Regions from separate parts of the Homo sapiens genome. Here all the other regions are linked to region 2. The links are chromatin loops, found by intact Hi-C in ENCODE. Cell type or tissue: endothelial cell of umbilical vein. All regions are shown on one strand.

The links. Hi-C counts contacts between places; a loop is a spot of excess contacts. Peaks named below come from ENCODE experiments on the same cell type or tissue, not always from the same donor. Only the 100,000 strongest peaks of a DNase experiment are listed, where the experiment ranks them.
Region 1: it touches region 2 in a loop (12-fold over the local background); 1 of 110 quality-filtered maps calls a loop at or near these places.
Region 3: a loop joins it to region 2, with 20 times the contacts of the local background. A loop is called at or near these places in 1 of 110 quality-filtered maps.

Annotation. Positions count from the first base shown.
Region 1 is chr3:192,234,601-192,242,600 of GRCh38, forward strand. All of the region lies in intron 4 of FGF12 (fibroblast growth factor 12), which reads right to left. It overlaps FGF12-AS1 (FGF12 antisense RNA 1), which reads left to right and starts at 4,030. Exons shown (of 5, transcript NR_046596.1): 1 at 4,030-4,084. In endothelial cell of umbilical vein, no CTCF peak of the experiment used is centred here; no DNase peak of the experiment used is centred here.
Region 2 is chr3:192,420,177-192,428,176 of GRCh38, forward strand. All of the region lies in intron 2 of FGF12 (fibroblast growth factor 12), which reads right to left. Among named protein-coding and RNA genes, the nearest start is that of FGF12-AS2, 91 kb to the right of the region's middle. In endothelial cell of umbilical vein, no CTCF peak of the experiment used is centred here; a DNase peak (open chromatin) is centred at 3,005; H3K27me3 peaks cover 233 bases.
Region 3 is chr3:191,498,254-191,506,253 of GRCh38, forward strand. All of the region lies in intron 1 of PYDC2-AS1 (PYDC2 antisense RNA 1), which reads left to right. It overlaps LOC124909472 (a long non-coding RNA gene), which reads left to right and starts at 6,573. Exons shown (of 2, transcript XR_007096215.1): 1 at 6,573-7,164. RefSeq lists enhancers at 1,045-1,599, 1,600-2,153. In endothelial cell of umbilical vein, a CTCF peak has its summit at 4,523 (motif pointing right); no DNase peak of the experiment used is centred here.

The DNA.
Region 1 (8,000 bases), 190 kb before region 2:
CTTTGTCTTCTTCCAGTTGTCAGGCGGAATGCTTCCAGCTTTTGTCCCTCCAGTATGATGCTGGCCATGGGTTTGTCAAGATGATTCTTATTATTTTGAGGTATGGTCTTTCAATGGTTAGTTTGTTGAGAGTTTTTAAAACAAAGGGATGTGATGTTGAATTTTATTAGAAGCCTTTTCTGTGTCTATTGAGATGATCATGTAATTTTTGCCTTTAGCTCTGTTTATGTGATGAATCGCATTTATTGATATTCATATGATGAGCCAATCTTACATCCCAGGACTAAAGCCTGCTTTATTGTGGTGGATTAGCTGTTTCATGTGCTGCTGGATTTGGTTTGCTGATATTTTGTTGAAGATTTTTATATCTATGTTCATCAAGGATATTAGCCTGAAGTTTTCTTTTTCCCTCGTGTCTCTGCCAGGTTTTGGTATCAGAATGATGCTGGCCTCATAGAATGAGTTAGGCAGGAGTCCCTCCTCCTTTATTTTATGGTATAATGTCAGTAAAATTGGTACCAGATCTTCTTTATACATCTGGTAAAATTTGGCTGTGAGTCCATCTGGTTCAGGGTATTTTTTAGTTTGTATGTTGTTTATTACTGATTCAATTTCAGAACTCGTTATTGGCCTGTTCAGGATTTCAATTTATTCCTGATTCAATCTTCGGAGGTTGTATGTTTTCAGGAATTTATCAATTTCTTCTAGATTTCTGGTTGTTTTTTTGAGACGGAGTCTCCCTGGGTCGCCAGGCTACAATGCAGTGGCGCAATCTTGGCTCACTGCAACCTCCACCTCCCAGGTTCAAATGATTCTCCTGCCTTAGCCTCCTGAGTAGCTCTTTCCATTTCTTTCAGGAATGACAGGTGCATGCCACCACACCCAGCTAATTTTTGTGTTTTTAGCAGAGATGGGGTTTCACCATGTTGGCCAGGATGGTCTCGATCTCTTGACCTTGTGATCTGCTTGCCTCAGCCTCCCAAAGTGCTGGGATTACAGGCGTGAGCCACTGCACTTGGCCTCTTCTAGGTGTTTTAGTTGGTGTGCAGAGAGGTGTTCATAATAGTCTCCGGGGAATTTTTGTACCTCTGTGGGGTCAGTAGTAATGTCACCTTTGTCATTTCTGATTGTGTTTATTTGGATATTCTTTCATTTTTATTAATCTACCAAGTGGTCTATCAATCTTACTTATCCATTCAAAGAACCAGCTTTTGGGCTTGTTCATCTTTTATATGAATTTTCATGTCTTAATTTCATTCAGTTCATCTCTGATTTTGGATATTTCTTTTCTTCTGCTAGCTTTGGGGTTGGGTTACTCTTGTGTTTCTAACTCCTCTAGTTGTAATGTTAGGTTGTTAATTTCAGATCTTTCTAACTGCTTGATGTAGGCATTTCATGCTATAAACTTTCCTCTTAGCACTTCTTTAGCTATGTCCCAGAGATTCTGTTTGTTGTATCTCTATTTTCATCAGTTTCAAAGAAATTTTTGATGTCTGCCTTAATTGCATTCTTCACACAAAAGTCATTCAGGGGCAGGTTGTTTAATTTCCATGTAATTGTATGGTTTTGAGAGATTTTCTTGGTATTGATTTCTATTCTTATTTTGCTGTGTTCTGAGAGTGTAGCTTGTATGATGTCATTTTTTTTTGAATTTATAGAGAATTGCTATATGGCCAAGCATGTGGCCAGTCTAAGTGTAAGCGCCATGTGCTGATGAGAATAATGTACATTCTGTTGTTGTTAGATACAGTATTCTCTAGATGTCTCCGAATTCCATTTGATAAGTGTGGAGTTTACATTTGATATATCTTTGTTAGCTTTCTGCCTTCATGATCTGTCTAATACTGTCACTCGGGTGTTGAAGTCTGCCACTATTATTGTTTGATTATCTAAGTCTCTTTATAGGTCTGCAGGAACTTTTATGAATCTTAGTGTTCCAGTGTTGGGTGCATACATATTTAGTATAGTTTTCATGTTGAATTGAACCCTTTATCATTATGAAATTCCCTTATTTGTCCCTTTTGATCACTGTTGGCTTAAAGTCTGTTTTATCTGAAATAATAATAGCCACACCTGCTCTTTCTTGCTCTCCCTTTGCTTGATCTTTCTCCATCCCTTTACTTTGAGCATATGGATGTCATTGCATGTGAGATGGATCTACAGTTGGGTCTTGCTTTTTTATACAACATGACACTCTGTGTCTTTTAAGTAGGGGCATTTAGTACCTTTACATTCAAGGCTAATATTGATATGTGAGGATTTGATCCTGTCCTCATGTTGTTAGCTGGTTATTATGTAGACTTAATTGTATAGTTACTTTATAGTGTCAGTGGGCTATGTACATATGTGTGTTTTTGTGGTGGCAGGTAATCATCTCCTGTGTTTATATTTAGCACTCTTTTAAGAATCTCTTATAAGGCAAGTCTGGTGGTAACAAATTCCCTTAGTGTTTGCTTGTCTGAAAAAGATTTTATTTCTCCTCCATTTAAGAAGTTTGGTTTGTCTGAATATGAAATTATTGGCTGAAATTTCTTTTCTTTAAAGATGCTGAATATAGGACCCTGATCTCTTCTGGCTCATAAGGGTTCTGCTGAAAAGTGCACTATAGCCTGGCGGAGTTCCCTTTGTACATAACCTGCCCCTTATTTCTAGCTGTCTTTAAGATTTTTTTCTTCCACATTGGTTTCGAAGAATCTGATGACTACGTGTCTTGGGGATGGTCATCTTGTATAGTATTTTGCAGGGGTTCTCTGAATTTCCTGAATTTGCATGTTGATCACTCCAGCAAGGTTGGGGAAATTTTCATGACCAATATTCTCAAATATGTTTTCCAAGTTGCTTGTTCTCTTTCCATCTCTTTCAGGAATGACAACGAGTTACAGGTTTGGTCTCCTTACATAATCTCATATTTCTCAGAGCTTTTGTTCATTTTTCAAATTCTTTTTTATTTTTGTCTGCCTGCATTGATTCCAAAAAACAGTCTTCGAGTTCTGAGACTTTTTTCCCTCAGTTTGATCTATTCAGTTATTAATGCCTCCAATTGCATTATAAAATTTCTGGAGTCAATTTTTCATCTCCAGACATTCAGTTTGTTTCTTTCTTAAAATGGATGTGTACTCTTTCAACTCTTGGACTGTTTCACCGTGTTCTTGGGATTGGGTTTCAACCTTCTCCTGTAACTATATGTGGTTCCTTGTCATTCAGCTCCTGAATTCTGTATCTGTAATTTCAGCAATTTCATTCTGGTTAAGAACCATTGCTGGGGAGCAAGTTGTAGTCATTTAGACTCAAGAAGACACTCTGGCTTTAAGAATCATTAGAGTTCTTGCACTAGTTCTTATCTGTGTGGACTGATGCTCCTTTGGTATTTGAAGCTGCTGTCTTTTGGATGGGGCTTTTTGCTTTTCTATTATTTGATGCTCTTGAGGTTTTGACTATGGTATAAATTGGGTTTCATGGATTGGTTTCAATTCTGAATGCTTTTCTGGAGCCAAAGCTCACCTCAGCACTCTTGGGCTGCATGCTGTAATCCTGGGGGATGGGGGATTAGTCCTGTGGCTTTGCTCTCTGGCCCCTTGAGATTAAGCACCTGCTGTGCTGGAGGTGCTGAGGTGTTCCCAGTTCACTTGCAACAACACTCTGGCAGGGGCTGCTGGCAAAATTGCTCCAGTGGGGCAGTGGGAGTCTCCACACACATGTGCACCAATGGAGGAGGCTGCAGGCGAGTACGCATCAGTAGGGGGAGGCTGAGGGTGGGTGTGCACTGGCAGGGAAAGACTATGGGCAGGTATGCACTGACAGGGGGAGGATGCAAGCAGGTACGTGCTGGCAGGGGAGGTCATGGTTGGAGTGTGCCAGCAGGGGGAGACAATGGGTGGATGCATAATGGTAGGGGTCCACCAGGTCGTTTTCTTACTCCAAGTTTCAGTTTTGTTAACCTGTACTATAAAATGACTGAACTGTAATTTTTAAAGTTTTCTTAAGCAGAAAGACTTCAATTATTTTATTTGATGTGCCACTGGACAGACTTGTAAATGGAAGCTCAAGGAATTCAGTGAGTTGTCTCTGGAAAAGAGCAGAGCAGGTAATCCCAGGCTTTTGTGTTACATGTATATTGCTCTTTCCATCATCTTATGGCTGCTTCAAAGGTTCCTCACAGGTCCAAAGTTTACTCTAACTCAGTGAATTCCTTTGGTCATTCCACATGTAATCCTCCTGGAGCACATTATCAATGGCAATCTTTGGACAGTGCTAGGCCTATCAATGGTGAACCTGGGATGGCTGAAGCTCATGCTGAGTCAAGTCTATACTAATCTAATTCTCCCAAATGTGATGGGAAGTGCATTTTCCACAAACAGTACTCATCTTGGAAAGTAGACCAGCATCCTAATAAAAGCAGAGATTTTAGTGTAATACAGGTTAACATTCCAATCCCACAGAATGGGCTTGCTTAGTGTATAACTTTTCCTAGTCTTCATACTTACGAAAAGACATGAGGTCTATGTGTAACATGTAGAAGTGTACATGGCCCAAAATATAAATTGAGCCCAAAAAATATCTGCAGGATACATAAAAAGCTAGCTCTTTTCTATTCTCTATTTGGTTTGCATACAAATGGTAGCATCCATGCACTTTAATGTTATTCAAAATGAACAATAGAAAAATCCATGGAAACTTGTCCATTTTGTTTGCATTGATGTTTCCAGAACTACTGATTTTGATAGATTTGTTTTTCCATTAAAGAAGTAGGAACAAATCCCTGATCTCTTACACTGAATTGTGGTGAACAGAGTAAGATGGGAAATTGCTCTTTTAATACCAAATTGGGACAAAGCCGTTAATTATGTGAAGCTTATTCTAACAATAGCTCTTCAAGTGTGTGATGGACCAGGGGCCCCCAACTCCTGGGCCACAGACTGGTACTGGTCTGTGGCCTGTTAGGAACTGGTCACACAGCAAGAGGTGAGCAGCGGGTGAGTGAGCACTACTGCCTGAGCTCTGCCTCTTCCTGTCAGATCAGCAGTGGCATTAGATTCTCATAGGAGCATGAACCCTATTGTGAACTGTGCATATGAGGGATCTAGGCTGAGCGCTGTTGGTGAGAATCTAACCAATGCCTGTAAATCTGAGATGAAACAGTTTCATCTGGAAACCATCTCCAACCCCCAACTAGTCTGTGGAAAAATTGCGTTCCAAGAAACTGGTTTCTGGTGCCAAGAAGGTTGGGGACTGTTGTGATAGACTACTAATCCTGCTAATGGGGTAACCCAAGTCACAACTAAGTTTAAGGTTGGAAAGCCCCAGTAAATATCTGAGGTCTTAGTGAAACAGGGTAAGATGAAAGGTGAGAAAAAGTTGTATTAGACACTATGGGTGCAGGGGGGAAGATCCCAGAAATAATAGTCTTTGAATGAAAGTCCAAGATATGACCTTCTTGGTAGAGAAAAACTCAACCAGGAAAGTTGTCTTATACATTTTTCATAGATGTTGTGCATGTTGAATCCCCACCCTTATGGTAATCCATTAGTATGCTGAAGGCTCAGAGGAAATAGTACAAAACAGATGCATTCATGCTTCATTTTTCCATATGTTTGTTATTCAACACCACACGATGACTGATAGATCCCATATCTAATTACCATATACTGGAGAGCTTTCTGGATTTTTCCAGCCCAGCAGTGACAATAATTGCCATTCAAGAAAAGATAAATCAATGTTATAATAATAATACAATGACTTATCTGATTTCCCCTGTTATTTTTTTTGGAATATCAACTTTTCACTGAATTTAAGATGATTTTCTGATAAAATTATTATTTTTTTGCTCTGAAAACCAATATAAATATGTTTATCTGCTACAATAAGAATGATAACATGCAACAATAAATGTAAACTTAGCTGTTATATGCAAAAGATTTTGCTAGTTGCAAGAAATAAAAAGACATCAGAAGTAGTTGTTGACTTCAAACTGCTCAGAATCTGGTAAAATAGATGACCTAGTGCACAGTGATTATCTCACCCAATGTCCCATTATCACCCAGCTGTATTCTGTTCCTTTTCCAGTCCTCATGCTCTAATTATTTAAGACTCAGCTTAAATCCTATAAATATCTTGGTCTGATATTTTGTCAGAAGACATATCTCCCCCCAATTTCTCAGAGGTCTTTATCTCTACTTTGTATGTTATTTGTAATTTTTTATTTTATGATACTATCATGCTTTTCACCATAACAAAGCAAAGCCTCTATTTTTTCTTAAGTTGTATCTTATTAAAGCAACTAACCTAAAGGGTAAGGAAAGGACTTCTTTGAGCTTTCAGGAAATAAGAACAAGCCAATTACGAGGAGGGAAAAAATAAAGCTGACCTTAGATATCTACACAGCAACATTTAATTCTAGAATACAGTGAATCAATGCCCACAAAATATTCAAGGAAAGAAAAATATAATCCAAGTCTTTAATATCTAGCCACAGTGTTCAAGTACAAATACAAACAAAACCCAATTTTTAACATGTAAGAATTCAGGGAATACTATTCCCATGAGTTCTTGCTGAAGAAGAATTTCACTGAACAGAAAGATATTTTTGGAAAGACTATATAAAAAGATTAGTACTGAAATTTGAATCTATACATTTGTTGAACAATGATTTAAACATATGCAAGGATTAAGGTGACAGAAGAGAATGTAAATGTTAAATGACTGGGTGGGAGAGTGATAAGTATGGTAATTTTCTCACTTATAATACCAGGAGTTAAAGGATATTTTCAATACTTCAAAATAAGTAATGTGAATATAAATGTATTTAATATCTCAAAGGAAAACACTACAAAGATTATGTAATTAACCGAAATCAAGGGGATAAGAGGAAAAAGCAGTATAAAGAAAAACAAACATACTAATTCCATCACTGATTATAGTGGAGAATCAAAAACAGTTTGAAGAAACAGGGGATTTAGGGTATAAAAATTATATTAGATCAAGAATACCAACTTTCTAATGAGCAGAAGCAGCACTCTCTCTCTCTCCAAAGTAGGTAAAAAGGAAATACAAAAAGCTTTAAAGATGGGAAAGGATAACATGAAATTCTATGCTAGAATTAAAATTAAATACATCTCCCCTATTGATAGTTCCATGAGGGAAAGGATGTCTGCTTGTTCTGTCCATTGCTGTGTCCCGAGCACCTGGAACATTGCCTGGCTCATGACTGCAGGCAAAAATTTCTTTAAGGAATGAAATTCATACGGCTAAATTCACATAATAAAGAAAAAGGCTTTCAAGTTACTTCAAATAACAAAACCAACTGTTCTTGAGTATATCTTCAATCAAAAAAGAGATCAAGACCAAAATTACAAGACTTTTAGAGACAAATAATAAAAATACGTTGCATCAGTATTTATGGGGTACAGCTGAGGCAGTGTTCAGAAAAACAAATCACTGCATTAAATATTTATGTAAGGGAACAAGTAAAAAGAAAAACACATTAAGCATTCATATTCAGAAATTAGTTAAAAATCATGAAACCTAAGGAAAGTAGAAGGAAGAATATTGCAATGATTAAAATAAATTGATGAATTAGAAACAAAAGAGTAGGACTAGTAAATAAATACAAAAGTAGGTTCTTTGAAAAAATATAATAATATAAATAAGTTTTAGCTGCCAGGATATTTCCACTTCGGTACTTAAGGAAGATAATTTTTGTTGTGGGAGCTGTCCTGTTCATTATGGGATGAGCAGCATCCCTAGCCAGATGCCAGTAGCCCTCCCCTTCCTAGTTCTAGCAACCAAAAGTGTTTATGAACATTGCCAATTTTCCCCTTGGGGGTATCAAAATTGTTCCAATTGAGAACCAAATTGTTCCAGTTGAGAACCACTGAAGTAGCCCAGTCAAAAAGGAAAGGAAGAAGCACAAACACCCAATATAAGAAATAATAAGCAAGTAATGATCAGTCAGGGAAAATTTTAAAAATCAAAGGCTATTTTAATAAACTCTACAAATTAAT
Region 2 (8,000 bases):
AGCACAGAACCAAAGGAAAATGGTCGGGGGTGGAAATCGTGCTATTAGGAGCTCTGCTATGGTTCCCTCACATCAGGCCTTCTGCAGGTTAAGTGTTAGGCTCATATTAGAGAGTGTGAAAAGGAAATACTTACTTTAAGTTGCAGTCATGGTTATTTCCCACGAGATCTACCAATTCCACTAAAAGTAATCACAGAGAAATCTGGAGACTCAATGATGTAGTTCAGATGTTAATCCCCTCCAACTCTTATGTTGAAATATGATCACCAATGTTGGAGGTGGGACCTGGTGGGAGGTGTTTGGGTCATGGGAGCAGATTCCTCATAAATGGCTTGGTGCCCTCTCCACGGTAATGAGTGAGTTCTCACTCTGTTAGTTCATGTGAGAGTTAATTGTTAAAAACAGTCTGGGGTGTACCCCCTCTCTCTCTTGCTCCCTCTCTAGCCATGTGGCACTAGCTGTTCCCCCTTCGCCTTCTGCTGTGAGTGAAAGCTTCTTGAAGCTCTCACCAGAGACAGATGCTGGTGCCATGCTTCTTATACAATCTACAGAATCACAAGCCAAATAAACCTCTTTTCTTTATAAATGCCCAACCTCAGGTATTTGTTTTTAGCAACATCAAATGGGCTGCTACACTTAATTATTGGCAAAAAGAAAGAAATACGTAAATCTCAGTACACACTCACAGCTCATCATATAGTATCTTTGATTTCATTTGTCAGGAAGAAAAACAAGAATCACAATTTGGAAAAACTCAAAACCAATTGGAGAAAACTGACTACAAATTGGAAAAAAAAAGTCTTACAAAATGTTTTATCAATAAAATGCTACAAAACACAATGAAGGGGGTGGAGAGATATTCGACGAGAATCGACAGTGGCCACTACATGCATGAAGTTAGGAGCTTTAAAAGGCAACCATCCCATTTCCTGCTTGACAATGTTTAACTGACTCCATGCACAGTATTATCTTTAAAATTAGAAAGTAAGCATGTGTTCCACCAGTAGGTGAGAAAGTTGTGTGACCATAGAAAGGTCACTTAACCTCTGTACATCAATTTACTCATCCATAAAATGAGAAATTGTTAAAAGAATAACTGATGATCTTTATGATTTAAGTCCTTTAATGAAGATTACTTTTGGAAGGGTTCTGGAACCATGTGTGACACTCAGTTTTAGAGAGTCTAAACAATAAGAAAAAAAAGTATATAGTCTAGAGTACCCAAATATTTTCAATGTGACTGCTTACTTGAAAAAAAAAAAATGGCTTTAGTAGCTGTAGCAAAGATTGTCAGCATGGAACACTATGCAGCCATAAAAAAGGATGAGTTCATGTCCTTTGGAGGGACATGGATGAAGCTGGAAAGCATCATTCTCAGCAAACTATCACAAGAACAGAAAACCAAACACCACATGTTCTCACTTATGAGTGGGAGTTGAACAATAAGAAAACATGGACATAGAGAGGGGAACATCACACATCAGGACCTGTCAGGGGATGGAGGGCCAGGGGAAGGATAGCATCAGGAGAAATACCTAATGTAGGTGACGGGTTGATGGGTGCAGCAAACCACCATGGCATGTGTATACCTATGTAACAAACCTGCACATTCTGCACATGTACCCCAGAACTTAAAGTATAATAAAAAAAAAAAGAGTAAATGACTCATCTCAACGAAACTCTCTTGAAGCTGCTAAGTTCTCCCAATTTTAGTTCAAACTGAATTCCTCTATCTCTGAATAAGTGGTGGTGGTGGTGAAGGAAAGAAATATGAAGATGTCTATTAACTGGGGAGATGGCCCAAAACAACATAAAGCTGTCCCTGTCATAGTTGGACTTCAAAGGTTTTTGCTTTAGTTTATTTTTTTTTGGCTTTTGGTATTTTTTTTTCCTGTGTACAATTTCTATATAGATAAGAAATCTTAGATAACTGTTGGTGAACAGTTTTGTAATAATTTGGATAAAAGACAGAGATAATTCTATAGTGAGGAGAGTCAACAGAGGAAATACATTCTAATGGATTTGTTTCTAGCCTGAGCTGAATTTTTATTCTGATGTTACTTACTCAGTACGGAACTTTGAACAAATTATTCCTCTTTTTTGGTCTCTATTTCCTTATTCTTAAAATGAGATTAACCAGATGATTGCTAAGGTCTCTTTCTACTCTAAAATTCTATGACTCTAAATATAGTGCTCACCGACATCATATTACTTAAACAAAACAAAGTAGGAAGCATTTTCTGTCATCTTCCAAAGTAACTTCAGAGTAGTTAACTAAAGTGAAAAGAGCATTGGTTATCCTTCTTTCCCCAGGCCATTGGCTAGATTCCCTCAGTCCCCAGAAGAACTAAACCTGACTCATTAATCTTGTGCCACAAAGCCCTTCTCTATAACTCTGGATAAAGGCAATATTATTTAAAGCTAACATTTTTCAAGTGCTTATCATTTACCAGGAACTGGTCTAAGCACTTTATATGTATCAACTTATTATCACAACCACCCTATTAAATGGGTATTATTGTCAACACGTAAACAGAGGAACAAAAAAAAGTAACTTGGCTAAGGTTATACAGCTGTCAAAGGGAATGACCATGATTTGAACTCAGCAAGTTTGGGTTCAGCCTCTTAGTAATTGATGAATCACATTTCAGTTATGTGGTCCCAGTGTAGTAGGAGAGGAAGGGTGCTAGTTCTGGTGCTAGTGATGGCTATGATAGCTCTTCTTTTTTGTTCTATATGCAAAGAAAACATGTGGCTGGGCAGGGTGGGAAAACCTGATGTGAAGAATGCTCTCAGCTATAAGAGTTGGGAGCAAGCCCATGCTTTCCCCTTCCAAATACCGGAAAATCTTCTAAGTAAGCCTTGATATGACAGCTCCGTGAGTTTATAATCCTAACTGAGCCCTGTAATAGCATAGCATCTCACTTCTACTTCCTTGAAAATTGTGGGTAAGACTTAATCCTGCTTCTGAAGCAGAATCAGGCCTAAATGTGTGGCTCACTAATTTTCTTTTTTGTTAGAGAGCCCCCTGTTGCATAATTTGTGTAATTAAAGTATGTATAGCTTTGCTAAGCAATTCTCCTAGAGCCACTAAAATGTGTGAGTGTTTTAGAAATTATATTGGCATAAAATACCAACCTCTGATTTTCTTTTTGGAGTGTTCCATCTTAGGGAGCCATTTTATAAGTATGTATCTAGAAGAGCGACTTAACACAGCATTAAGTCGCTAAATTCTCGGGTTTTTCATTCTAATGTATAACTGCTGTTAGCTTATTGAGAGAGCCTGGGCAAACAGCTTAAACTTTTTGTTTCTTAAGATCATTTCCAAAATGAATACAACAGACTCTCATGACAAAGATTTACGTGCAAAGATTTAGATATGGAATCACCACATACAATACTTGGAATGGAAAGAACTTTAAGAATTATTCAGGCTTATGCCCTCATTTTAAAGATTATGAAATTGAAGACCAAGAAAGGTGCAACATGCTTTAGGTCACACAGTTCTTGGTAGCTTAAGCAGAAACACAGCCTAGGCCTCCTGATTCTACGATCAGTGGTTTCTCTGGTATAAGGTTTAATTTTTCTATTAAAGACTATATTTTAGGCTTTTTAAAAAAGTTCTAACAAAAGCTAGTAGGTACAAAATGACACAGTTTATAGAAGCTTCCCATTCAAGCCTCACAACCACTCAGTAAGACAGTTACTAGTTATTATCAACACTCACTATATGCCTAATTTATAGATGCATAAAGAGAAGCTCAGGCTGCTGAGGAAGTGGTCCAAGGTCACACTAGCATTCTAGCTCTGATCTCCGAAATTTGAAATTTATTTTCTTCTTCGGACCTTTTCTTCACCCCGCCCTCTTTAAATTTGTTTCACGTCAGATCAAATGAATTATAAAGTCTTCAAAAAAAAAAAGACTATTAATGCTTTCCCCAAAACGTCCCCAGTTAGCATATAAGCTAAGCATTTCTTCACTGGCCACTTCCCCAGATCCTGTTCATCTGACATCTATTTTCAAATAAAACAGGATTCCTTAGAACAGTAGGAATTTCTCACACTGGTTTATTGCATAGGAAAAGAGAGTCATAATTCTTTTTGTAACCATAGAAGTATCATCAAAATACAGAATTATTTGTAATGCTAATGAGAATTTTCTTCACCAGGTAGTGCTGTTTGCAAAACATCTGGTGCACCATGCCAAAAATACATAGGAGCTGAAAGGCAGGATGCAAACTTTGCCTCAGGATCTTCTCCACCAGGTAATTTCAAGACAGGCATTGCCTTTAATATATGTGTTAGATGTTGCAGCATCTGATAGTCACATAACTAATTTCTTTAATTAGTTCACCCCTTGTGCATCTTGGCTTCAAGGATTCAATTAAACACAAAACTTGCAACTCAGTGCTAGAGTATTCATTAACCTGCAAGTTATCTTTTAAAACAACTATAGTCTAGGGAAAATTTCATGAAGATATGAATTTGCCCTTGTCCTGAATATATATAATTTGAATCACATGCCACAGGAGGAGAGTCTATAAACAACGTTTATTCTTAGCAATGATTCACCGTACACACAGAGAGACACACACACAAACACACACACGTATCTTTACATCTTACCAATTTCTTTGTTTACCTATAATAAAACTTTGCAATAGGCCATGTTTTTTATCCCTTCACCAGTCTTCTTGCCTCAGCATTTTATAATTTTATGCATATACAATATACATATGTTTATAAAATATGATACATCCTACATACAAGATGCATACAAGGTGAGTTGTCATGCATACACATATTTGTTGTTTTATATGTATACTGCATATATGTGTGTATAAAATTTTAAAATGCTAAGGTAAGAACTGGTGAAGGAGAGGAAGAAAAGCGGTCTCCTGCCAACTTTTTCTACCAAAGCATTTATGTGCTTTTCCTTTTACATCCATCCCTCAGTCATTGGGCACTTACCACATGCCAAACTGCTTATCACATGGGAGACATAAAGAAATAAAACATAATTTCTCTCCTTAGAACGTACTGTCTAGTGGATGGACCTGATATTTTATGTAATAGCAGAATGAAGCAAACACAAATGAAAGGTGGGCTCTGTGCTGGGATGTTCAGGAGAGAAGGACACTCTTCTCAATTACAAGGGTCCTTACAAGGTTTCACCATGGAGTGACATGAGAACTGCCCACTTAAGGAAAAGTGGGATGCAGTCTCCCAGGAATAAGTCTGAGAAAGGCCTTCTAAACAGACAGGAAAGGAAAAGCACAAAGGTGTCAAACATCAAGGTTATGTCAGGCTGTGGAAGTCCTCCAGGGCAGCGATCCTATGTGTCTACTATCATTTCTCATATGTCAAACTCATGATTAATAAAATTAAATCAATCAAACAAAACAATAAATGAATGAACAGTGTTTGGAGAGTGTTACCAGCTTATTGGGTCAAGAAAATAAGATATATGGAGATATATGATAGAAATCATAATAAATCACTAGCGAATAGAATGCATTGCTGTGGAATTTGTGCCTCATCCTAAAGGCAACAGAGAGCTATTGAAAGTTTTTTAAGAGAACTGTGATAGAATTTAATCTATAAAGTCATGTACTATTGTAGCTTTTAATGAAAATAATTGGTTTAAATGTGGTACAACAGAGTAGTAATCAGATTCATTCATTACATTAAAATTAAATAGTATTAAACTAAATTTCAATACATTAAAATTACATGGGGATGGAACTGTCTTACTACAACTTTCTTAAATGGATATAAATAGCACTTGAGACAAAGCTCCAAGAGATCAAGTTCATAGGTGTTACACTTACTCTCACCAAGTTTATAGCTCTTTACAAATGTTATTGAAAAGTTATCTGTTTTCATAAGTAGAAAAACACATATAAATATCCACAAACTCTCCCACGGCTATACATAACACACAGCATGGACTAGTAGTGTAAGACCTGGATTTGGTGTTGTTATTACCATTAACTTGGTCTAAGATCCTGGGCTTTTCCTCCCCTTGCTAGGCTCCAGTTCCCTAATCTATAAAAGGAGGGGGGAAATGGTGCCCTCCATGGTCTGCTTTAGCTCTGATAGTCTGTGATTCCAATGTGGTCTCTGGAATGGCCTCTGTTAGTTTCCACACTTAGCACAGCAGAGGGCTAGGGAGTGATGAGCCTCATAGTATTGTCAGAGGGAAAAATATCACATCCTTTTCTTTACTCACCTAAAATTGAACAAATACAGGTATAAAGTGAAAAATGAGGCAGGAAGCTACAAGGGAACATTGCATTATGTTTAATGCTACTTTTGAAAATATATTAGGCTTCAAATTTGGAAATCTGTGTAGCTCTTCAAACAGATGTTATATTTTACCCCAGAGATGACCCCATTTTAGATGATGGCAATCCAGTATGTATAATAATATTCTTCATCAACTTCCTAAATTACTTGAGAGTTGTAGGAGATAAAAAGTGTAATACAAAAGAAAGATGGTGACATCCCAGTAACTATATTAAGAGCTAGAGAGACTGTGAGCACATTTACTTTTATCCTTAGCTATGTTTGAAAGAGAGACACTTACATAAGTAGTATCAGGATTTAAAAGAACCAAATGTCTCAAGAGTAGAAGAGTATTTGACTTGTAACCAAAATCTTGATTTTAAATTTTAATTATTTAAGTAAATAACGGTAGAAACGTAGGTTAATTACTAATTTACTGTCTCTTAGTTTGGTAGTCATCTTTGAAACGGAAATAAAAATACTTACTGATACGATTATTTTGAGGTATACAAAAATACATTATAGTAATTACTTGGCATGGTTTATGGCACGCAGTATGTGCTGAATAAATGCTAGCTTTTTTTCCTGGGACTTTTCAATAACGTTTGTAGAGCACTATAAGAGTAGAAGAGTGTAGGCTGGGCATGGTGGCTCACACCTGTAATCCCAGCACTTTGGGAGGCAGAGGCGGGTAGATCACGAGGTCAGGAGTTCGAGACCAGCCTGACCAACATGGTGAAACCCCGTCTCTACTAAAAATACAAAAATTAGCCGGATGTGGTGGCAAGCGCCCATAATCCCAGCTACTCAGGAGGCTGAGGCAAGAGAATCGCTTGAACCCAGGAGGCAGAGGTTGCAGTGAGCTGAGACTGCCATTGCACTTCAGCCTGGGCGACAGAGCAGGACTCCGTCTCTGAAAAAAAAAAAAAAAGAGTAGAAGTAGAAGAGTGTAAGTTGTTTAACACTTTCTCATGATGTACGTAGTAGTGCCAAACATACTCTAGGTTCTCAATGAACATAAAACACAGATGAATTTTTAAATTAGCATGAACACTTTGACATGTGATTTGCATTATCTGGATAGGACAATCTGACGTTAATTCTAATCAATATGGTAGGCATTTATTTCATTTAGTAAATAAATACAAATAGCAGTAGAGTGGTTCTCACATCATTTCATTTAGTGCCCAGTAGTATGTGTTTCTGGAAAGATGTGTAAAGAGACAATTTTTTCAAGAGCAGATACTGAGAGGCTCTTGAAGTGCATTCCCTGGTACCATTCTGAGAGAGCATCAATGTCACTAAGACTTGGCAGCAGGGAGCAGCACTCATCTGTGTGACTTCCAAGAAACACAGAGACAGCCACTTACTGCAGCCACCAGCAGAGAAGTAGGTATGGGGGACACAGCCTCTTCTCATGCCTGCTGGCATCTGAAACAATATCCCTCTTGATTTTGTGTTTGCTTAGATCAGAGTGCAGACTCAAGGCACTCACATAACCTGCCACTGAGAATGTCTTAGAACTTCAACTGTGCTTTGCCAACCAAAGCCAAAGGATGTTAATATTGTGTAGCAAGTTGGGTCAGGTAGAAAATGCTTTTCTTATTCAAGCCCTTCAAGATCTTTCTCAATTGCAACTTTCTTGTGGTCTCCTAACAGGATCCCCCTCCGCCACCCAAGTCTGAATGTCAAAAGCACTTTCTGGTTTTGCC
Region 3 (8,000 bases), 920 kb before region 2:
TATCATTATACTAAGTTAGATATTTCTCCATTTTATTTATATGCCAATTGTCATTTTGAGTTTACACATTATCTCATTTATTCTATATACCATTTTTCTAAGTTAGATATTTCTCCATTTTATTTATATGCCAGTTGTCATTTTGAGAGAATAAATGGTTTACCTGTGCGCTGTTTAGATGTGAATGACCTGGAATTTGAACTCAGCTCTATAAGGCTTGAGCTTAGTTTCTGATTGGCTTACATGTGTATGTTCATTTATCAGCTACCTTCAATTATATAATGTCTTTTTATGTGATTTACACTTACATTTTATATCTCTAAAGGTTTGTAGGGTAGAAATGCCATCCTTCATAACTAAATAAATAGAATGTTCTTCTGCCAGGTATTGCTTGATGATCCTGAACTAAAATTTTAAAAGATATGAATGGTGATACTGAACTAAAATGTTAAAAAATATAAATTGCCCAGATCTCTAAATAGCTATGTGACCATAAGTAAGTCATATTTATGTTTTCTCACTCTCCAGATACTATTCTAAGTGCTTTATTTATATTAGCTCATTTCCCTCCCTCACAGCAACCTGTAAGACATTATACTATTAGCGATGCAATTTTATGATTGAGAAAACTGAGGGACAGAGCAGCTAAATGACTTGCCCAAGGCACACAATTTGTTGATGCCGTTGTCAGGATGTGAACCTAGGCAGAATGGCTCCAGGGTCCATGTTTCCAGCCACAATGCAATGCTGCCTCTTAGGTGTACTAAGTAATTATTTGACAAACTTTTATTAAATACCTACTGGATTGATGTTGTCAGGTGCAGGGAACACAGTAAAAAAATAACTGGCTTCGCCTCAGTGGGGCTCATGATTTTCTAGATACATGATACTAAAATCATGCTTCATGGAACGCCACCGGCAGCAGGACCTGGGAGCTTCTTAGAAATGAACACTCTATAGGGTCTCACCTGAGACCTACTGAATCTTACGCACATTAAAAATGGAGAAGAGCCGATTCAGGCTACTAGGACCCTAGGCTGTAGATTGCAGCTCTTTGTTCGTTTCTTTCTCTGGATTTTAGTTTCTTCACCTGTAAAAAGAAGGGGGAGTTCCTAGATAATATCTGGAGTTAAGTTCACCTCTAATCCTCCTTACGGGTATCCTCTAGGTCACATTGCAGAAAACAGCAAAGTGGAAGTGACTGAGACGATGGATGCCCATAAACTTTTGCCCAGGTGTGTGGGCTCTTGTGTGTATGATAGAGTGAGTGCCTTTTGCAATAAAGATCAAACACATTGGTGCTGGGTTTCTTTGTTTTTCCTTGTTTCTGTACGCGGCTGAAAAGATTAGATTGTGTCCCAGCAAGCTAGATATTGCCTCCAGACACTTTATACGGCTTCTGTATTTATTTAGAGAGCAGGAAGCCTAGCCCAGCTTCTGCTGTATGAGGCAGTGACGGGAGAATTTAAAAGGGCTGTTTCATTAATTTTGGAGGGAATTTATTGCGGACAAAATACTGCATTATTGATGGTTGGAAGGCAGCACTTGCCTTGTCTCTGAGGAGCTGCGTGGGAGTGCCGCCCCCGCTTGCCTGCAGCCTCCTTGGAGCTGCTGCTGCAGCCGAGGGAAACCCTTCCCAGGCGAGGAGGGAGTCATTCTGGCACAGCGCCTGCCTGCCTGCCCGGGGTGCCGAGCTGTGATGGCAGAGCCTCTTTCTGACTGTATCGCTGCAATCTCTGAACAGGAAGGACACTTAAGAGGTCACACAGCTCCGTCTCGGCAGTTCACAGATGGGGTCCTCGACATCCACAAAGGGCAAGAGATTTACTCACATATAATGGCAGAAATCAGGTAGAAATCAGGTACAGCTGCATAGCTTCATTGCTCCTGTTTATTTTTTTTGCGGAATTAAAACTCTTTTCTAAATGACAGTGGCAGGATGTGCGTGGGCAGTTTTCTATGTGTTCTTTGCACAGCACCGAACTTTGTTTCTCAAATAATGACAATAACATTATAGTTTTACAGACTTTAAATGATGTAAAAAGGAATTAATCTCTCATACATTCCTTGGAAAGATGAGGCGTTAATGGTTTCCAGCCATTTGCAACGGGTCAGGTCTGGGATAGATTTTTTAGACCTCATCGTCTTTGATGCCAACACCAATTTCGTGAGGTGGGTGTTATAATCCTCATTTGTAGAGGCCCAATACAATTAAAAAGCTTGTTCAAGGTCTCAGAGAATGTAAGCAGCAGAGGTGAATTTTTTTTTAGCCATCTTATTAACTTTTGGAAGTTCAGTTCTAGGTTTACACAATATGCTTTTGTGAAAGGTTCCAAGCTGGGTTTTTGAAGGTGGGAGAAAGGACCTTTCTGTTAGCAATGGAGGAGAGAGTGGTGACTGCTATGAAACCAAGAGATGACAATAATGTCTATGAACTAGATGAGCTTTGGAAACACAGAATTTCAGGGACCTTGAAACTCAGGCTAGAATGAAGAGTGTGGGAGATGAAAGGAATAGGCCTAGGCTATGTGAATATTAAGATAAGCAATTGCCTTAGTTCCCACTTTCCTTTGCCAGAACAGAAGCTGTCAATGCAGACTAGAAATGGGCTGAAAGAGGAATTATGGTACAATCTCTCCTATGTACAAATCACTTTCTAGCTTAAAACGGTGCCTATTTGATCATTTAGAAAGTGAGCAACTTGACTACTCTGTGACCTTACGATTCCCATGACACTTGATCTGGAAGGAATCTTAGACCCCTCTTAACTATCAAATTCAAACCCGATTTGGAATATGAGGACAGAGCCCAAAGAAGGAAGAGAATGTTGCAAAAGCTAATGGCGGAATCAAGGTGTTGCTCAATAGCCACTGTAAAGAGTTCTCTCTACCACACCATGTGGCTTTCTATTATTTATATGCATATGTGTTTGTTATAGGTTTACATACATTTGAAATGCATACACTATATATACAATGTATACATACATATTATGTGTGTGCGTATATGTGTGTGTGCCTATATATAAAAAATATATATATATGTATATATATGTTTTTTCCCTGCCTATTTTTTTCTTCAAATTGTGGAGGCTAATGACCTACCTTCAGTGCAGTGAAAACAAAATTACTGCAAATACTCTAAATGCCTAACTGTAGAAACTTTAATTAGAAAAGTTAAAAGAATTGTAGTAAATAGAGCTGTGCTTAGAGTACAGCTGTGCCTGTTCTTTCTGCTTACGGATTTTACTCAGGCAGATTTTTAAAGTTGGAGATAATTAGATTTAGGAGGTTGGAGGTCATAGAATAGGACTGGAGAGGTGTTAGCACTCAGAAATCCTAAGTGTTGTAGGAAAGGCAGCCTGAACAGAATTGCACATTAGTTAAAAACGAGTAAATTGCTGTAAGGTTATTTAGTTTTAAAACACCTAGATTGTCTGCTATATAGTGGAGGGAACATTACTATGGAGTATAATATAGATTTAGTTTTCAGTGTCTGACAGAAAAAGAAATTCAGAAGATTGAATAATATAAAAATAGAATAGAAGTAGATCCAAGGACAAAACATTACATGGAAAACATGGTAGAAGAGGAAAATTAACTGATTAAATGGGAGAAGTTACACACAAATTAGGAATCCCACAAGAGGCCAACAAATTCAAATGGCAAAATGAGATAGTTTAGAATCAGAACGTTATTCCTCAAAGTGTGGCCGTGGGTCACCCACTTTAGAATCATCTGCGAACTGGTTGAAATGCAGATTAGAGGGCTCCCACTTCAGTTCTCTGGAATCAAAGCCTGGGAATAGGGTTTGGTAACAAGTGACAAATACTCTAGTTACTTCTTATGCACACGAAAATCTGGAACCACTGGGCCACGTAATTTTACACATTGCAAATAAATAGAAAAAGAAAACATCTAGAATGGCAGTTTGCACAATTTAAGGAGTAAACTATTTGGGAATCTTAATCCAAAAATTCAGAAAACCGACTCAATAATAAGCAGCACAGTATCCATGCATTTTCCATTTTTAATTTGTAGAACAAATATTGATTGGAATACTAGATAATACACACAGTATTTATGTTGCTTTGATTTATACCCTGCTATGATAAACTATTAGACATGAATTCCCTGGCCTTTTTTCCATTTATTAAAAAAAGGAGAGTCTTGATATCTATGGAGTTATAAGAAAAGAGGTTCAAGGAAGAGAAGACGGGGATACAGAAAAGGAATACATTTTGCTTGAATATAAAACCATATTTCTTTAGGCACAGTACATACTGCCTTTATTTTATATGGCTCTGATAATTAATAGTGAAATAATTGCGCTGAGAGAAAAATATTGAAAATAAGTAGAAAAATTTTCCAAATTGAGTTGTCCATGTACATACACATATATTGTGAAGTAACTAATAGATAATGGAAAGGAAGTTAAGCGTTTGAAAAATTTCCTTTAATGAGTTCAGAAAGGTTCGCTTCTTGCTCCTTACCTTGGCAAGCAAGTTCCTTATTCTTTCACAAGGTGGTGCTGTAAATGTGACTTCCCTTGACTGGCTGAAAATAACCTTTGTTACTTTTGGAATAATTTGAAGTTTAGCTTACCGTACCCTCTTGCCAGTTAACAGTAAAGCATTTGTTAGTAACTTTCTGATCATTTGTTATTTGGCCATGAGAGAAGAGAGAATGTACAGGAAGTCATCTGGAGAAAAACATGGCATCTACTTTGATCTGAAGGTGGAGAGCAAAACCCTTACCATAGTCGCTTACGTATCCCAAAGGGACAAATCTCCAGTTACAGTTCTCACGAAAATAATAATGGGACCAAAACGCAAGAGCAGGAAATTCTCATTGTGCTTGATTTATAGCAACTAAGGCTAGTTTTTTTCCTCATTTCTCTTTCTTTTTAACTTTATTTTTAAATTTGGAATTTTATAATTTGTGCTTTGATGACTGGGTAAATTGGCGTGAGTGGCTTATCATTATTTCGATTTTTGTTCATGAATGTGTTTATATATTTTTGATGTTTAACTTCACTATCTTACCTGATTTTAAGCAATCCTCTCAGAAAGTAGTTTATCCTATTTACTTGAATAGTTTGTAGAAAAAAATTTGCTATTATGTACAGTTTTAAGGTATGATGAAATCTAGAAGGAAGTCAGAATTAATGAGATTATTGCATTAAATTATTTTCTTCCTCCACCTCTCAAATTGTTATTTTTGTTTAAATGTCTCTTTCTTTCTTCTTAATCTTGGGAAATTTTATTAGCATTGAGAATCTTTTCCTTTTGTGATGCTGGTAAGGAATGAAGAGTTAACCATTTTTATCCTACTATTGTGTTAAGATTCATATAATCCACGTGCTTCTATACCCATGTGGTTTTGTGCTCAATAGTACAGAACTGACTTTAGGAAGTGGAGTACAAATAAAAATTAACCAATGGCAGAATATTTAGAACTGGAAGAAAAATTAGAAATAACCTAATTGATTGCCATTTGTGGTACAATAAAAGTATATAGGCCGGGCGCGGTGGCTCACGCCTGTAATCCCAGCACTTTGGGAGGCCGAGGCGGGTGGATCATGAGGTCAGGAGATCGAGACCATCCTGGTTAACAAGGTGAAACCCCGTCTCTACTAAAAAAAAATACAAAAAAATTAGCCGGGCGCGGTGGCGGGCGCCTGTAGTCCCAGCTACTCGGGAGGCTGAGGCAGGAGAATGGCGTGAACCCGGGAAGCGGAGCTTGCAGTGAGCCGAGATTGCGCCACTGCAGTCCGCAGTCCGGCCTGGGCGACAGAGCGAGACTCCGTCTCAAAAAAAAAAAAAAGTATATATATTTGGTCTTTGTCCCTGGTTCCTGACACAAACCACCTACAACCAACCGTTGGAATTTTGTTTTTCATAATGAGCCCCTTTTGACCATTCCTGATTTTATGCCAACGTGGTAACACTTGCTGTGCACCTAGGTAGCTTCAGGATGCAGGCTAGTTGCCAGAAGAAAAACCATCCACCTGGTTAAAGAATTAGAACTATTAGCCCTGTCTCCAACCTCATGGAGGGGAGAAGAGCTGGAGAATTTAATAACTAATGCTTTCATCGATTATATCTATGTAATGAAACTTTTATAAAAACTTTGAAACATAGCCAGGTGCAGTGGCACATTCCTGTAGTCACAGCTACTTGAGAGGCTGAGGCAGAAAAATTGTTTGAGCACAGAAATTTGAGTTTGTAGTGCATCATGATCTTGCCTATGAATAGTCACTGCATTCCAGCCTGGGCACACAGCAAGACCTTATCTCTACACACACACACACATACACACACACACACACTCTTTACTAAGGGAGCTTCTGTGTTGCTGAACATGTCCATGTACTGGGGGAGTGGTGTACCCAGAGAAGGCACAGAAGCTCTGTATGCCCCCTCCCCCCAGTATCTTGCCCTACACACTTCTTCCATTTGACTGTTTCTGAATTGTTTCCTTTATAATAAAACAGTAATCGTAAGTATAGTGACTTCCTGAGTTCTATAAATCATTCTAGTAAATTATGGAGCCTGAAGGGGGATTGTGAAGAACCTCCAAATTTATAGTTGTTAGGCAGAAGTGCAGGTAGCCTAAAGACCTTGTTGTGACTGGCAGAAGTGGAGGCAGGCTTGCAGGACGGAACCCTTAACTTGTGGGATCTGTGTTAATTCGGGGTAGTTGATGTCAGAATTGAATTGAATTGTCAGACACCAACTAATGTTGGAGAACAAGAGAATTGGATATTGTAGGAAATCCAAACACACTTTTTCTTGTCTCCTCAATATGACGGAACGTTTAGACACAAGACATGGTAAGTGATATGCCTAATTCATGCTGCAAACCACATTAGAAGGTGATAAAACCAAAAACTTCAGGCCTTTGACTGTAAGTGCTGTGATCTTTTCTCTACACCACACTGCCTTTATACCACATATTTATTTATGTGTCAGCTTTTGATTCATGAATAGAACCCAGTCTTCTGCATGAGAGAAGAATTAGGATGGTTGGAAAATTTATAAGAAGTGGGAATTATCTGTGACTTCTAAACCACCTACAACAACAGAAGGCTGGGAGAATTAAAGGATTATTCTGCATTCCCAAATCACCAGTACATTTCCTAAGATTTTCAAAGAGACATCTGGTGAGTTCTAACTTGAAGAGAAAAAAATCTTTCTTTCTAATATAAAAAGCTAATATTTAAGAAGAGGAAACAGAACTGATAATAATGCTTTGCAATCAATGAGACTTTGCAATGTAATTTTACAAGGCCCTTGCTCATTTATTTCTAGTTTGCTATTAATAGGACCGTGAGCTTGAAAGGTGAATAAACTGAGGCTAGGGGAATGTTGTGGTCAAATAATCTACACAAGATGAAGAGCTATAAGTAGTGGACCAAGGTTGGTATCATAGGTTCTTGACTATGATACATCAATGTATACATGTATACATCAATGGTACTTTTCAGGATCACAGGAAAAGACCATTTTGCTATGATCTGTGCTACAAACATTTATTAAGGGTCAGCTCTGCACTGTACCCTGAATGATGGGGGCTAGGAAGATGAATAAAATACACCCTCAATCTTCAAGCTGTTTATTGTCTAGTACAGGTGGCAGACACATATAAATTAGAATATCCTTCAGTGTGATAATTCTGTAGTATAGGTTCACTCAGTACAAGAGGAGGATAATGAAGGTAACATTGCTTCTATTCTGACTCAAAGCCACCAGCAGCTCACACCTGAACTATTACACTTCCCTTCTTCTGTCTCTTCTTTGGTCTTGCTTTACACTGTCCATTTACCTCACAGAAGTAGGACTCATTCTTTTAAAATGCAGATTAGAACATGTCAATCCTCTGTGTAAAGTCTTCAAAAGTAATCCTTTCTATTACTGAACTTAGAATCAAATTCAATCCTCCTTTCAGGGCCAAAAATACCTTACAACCACTGACCTCTGCCGACTATTCCACCTTTCC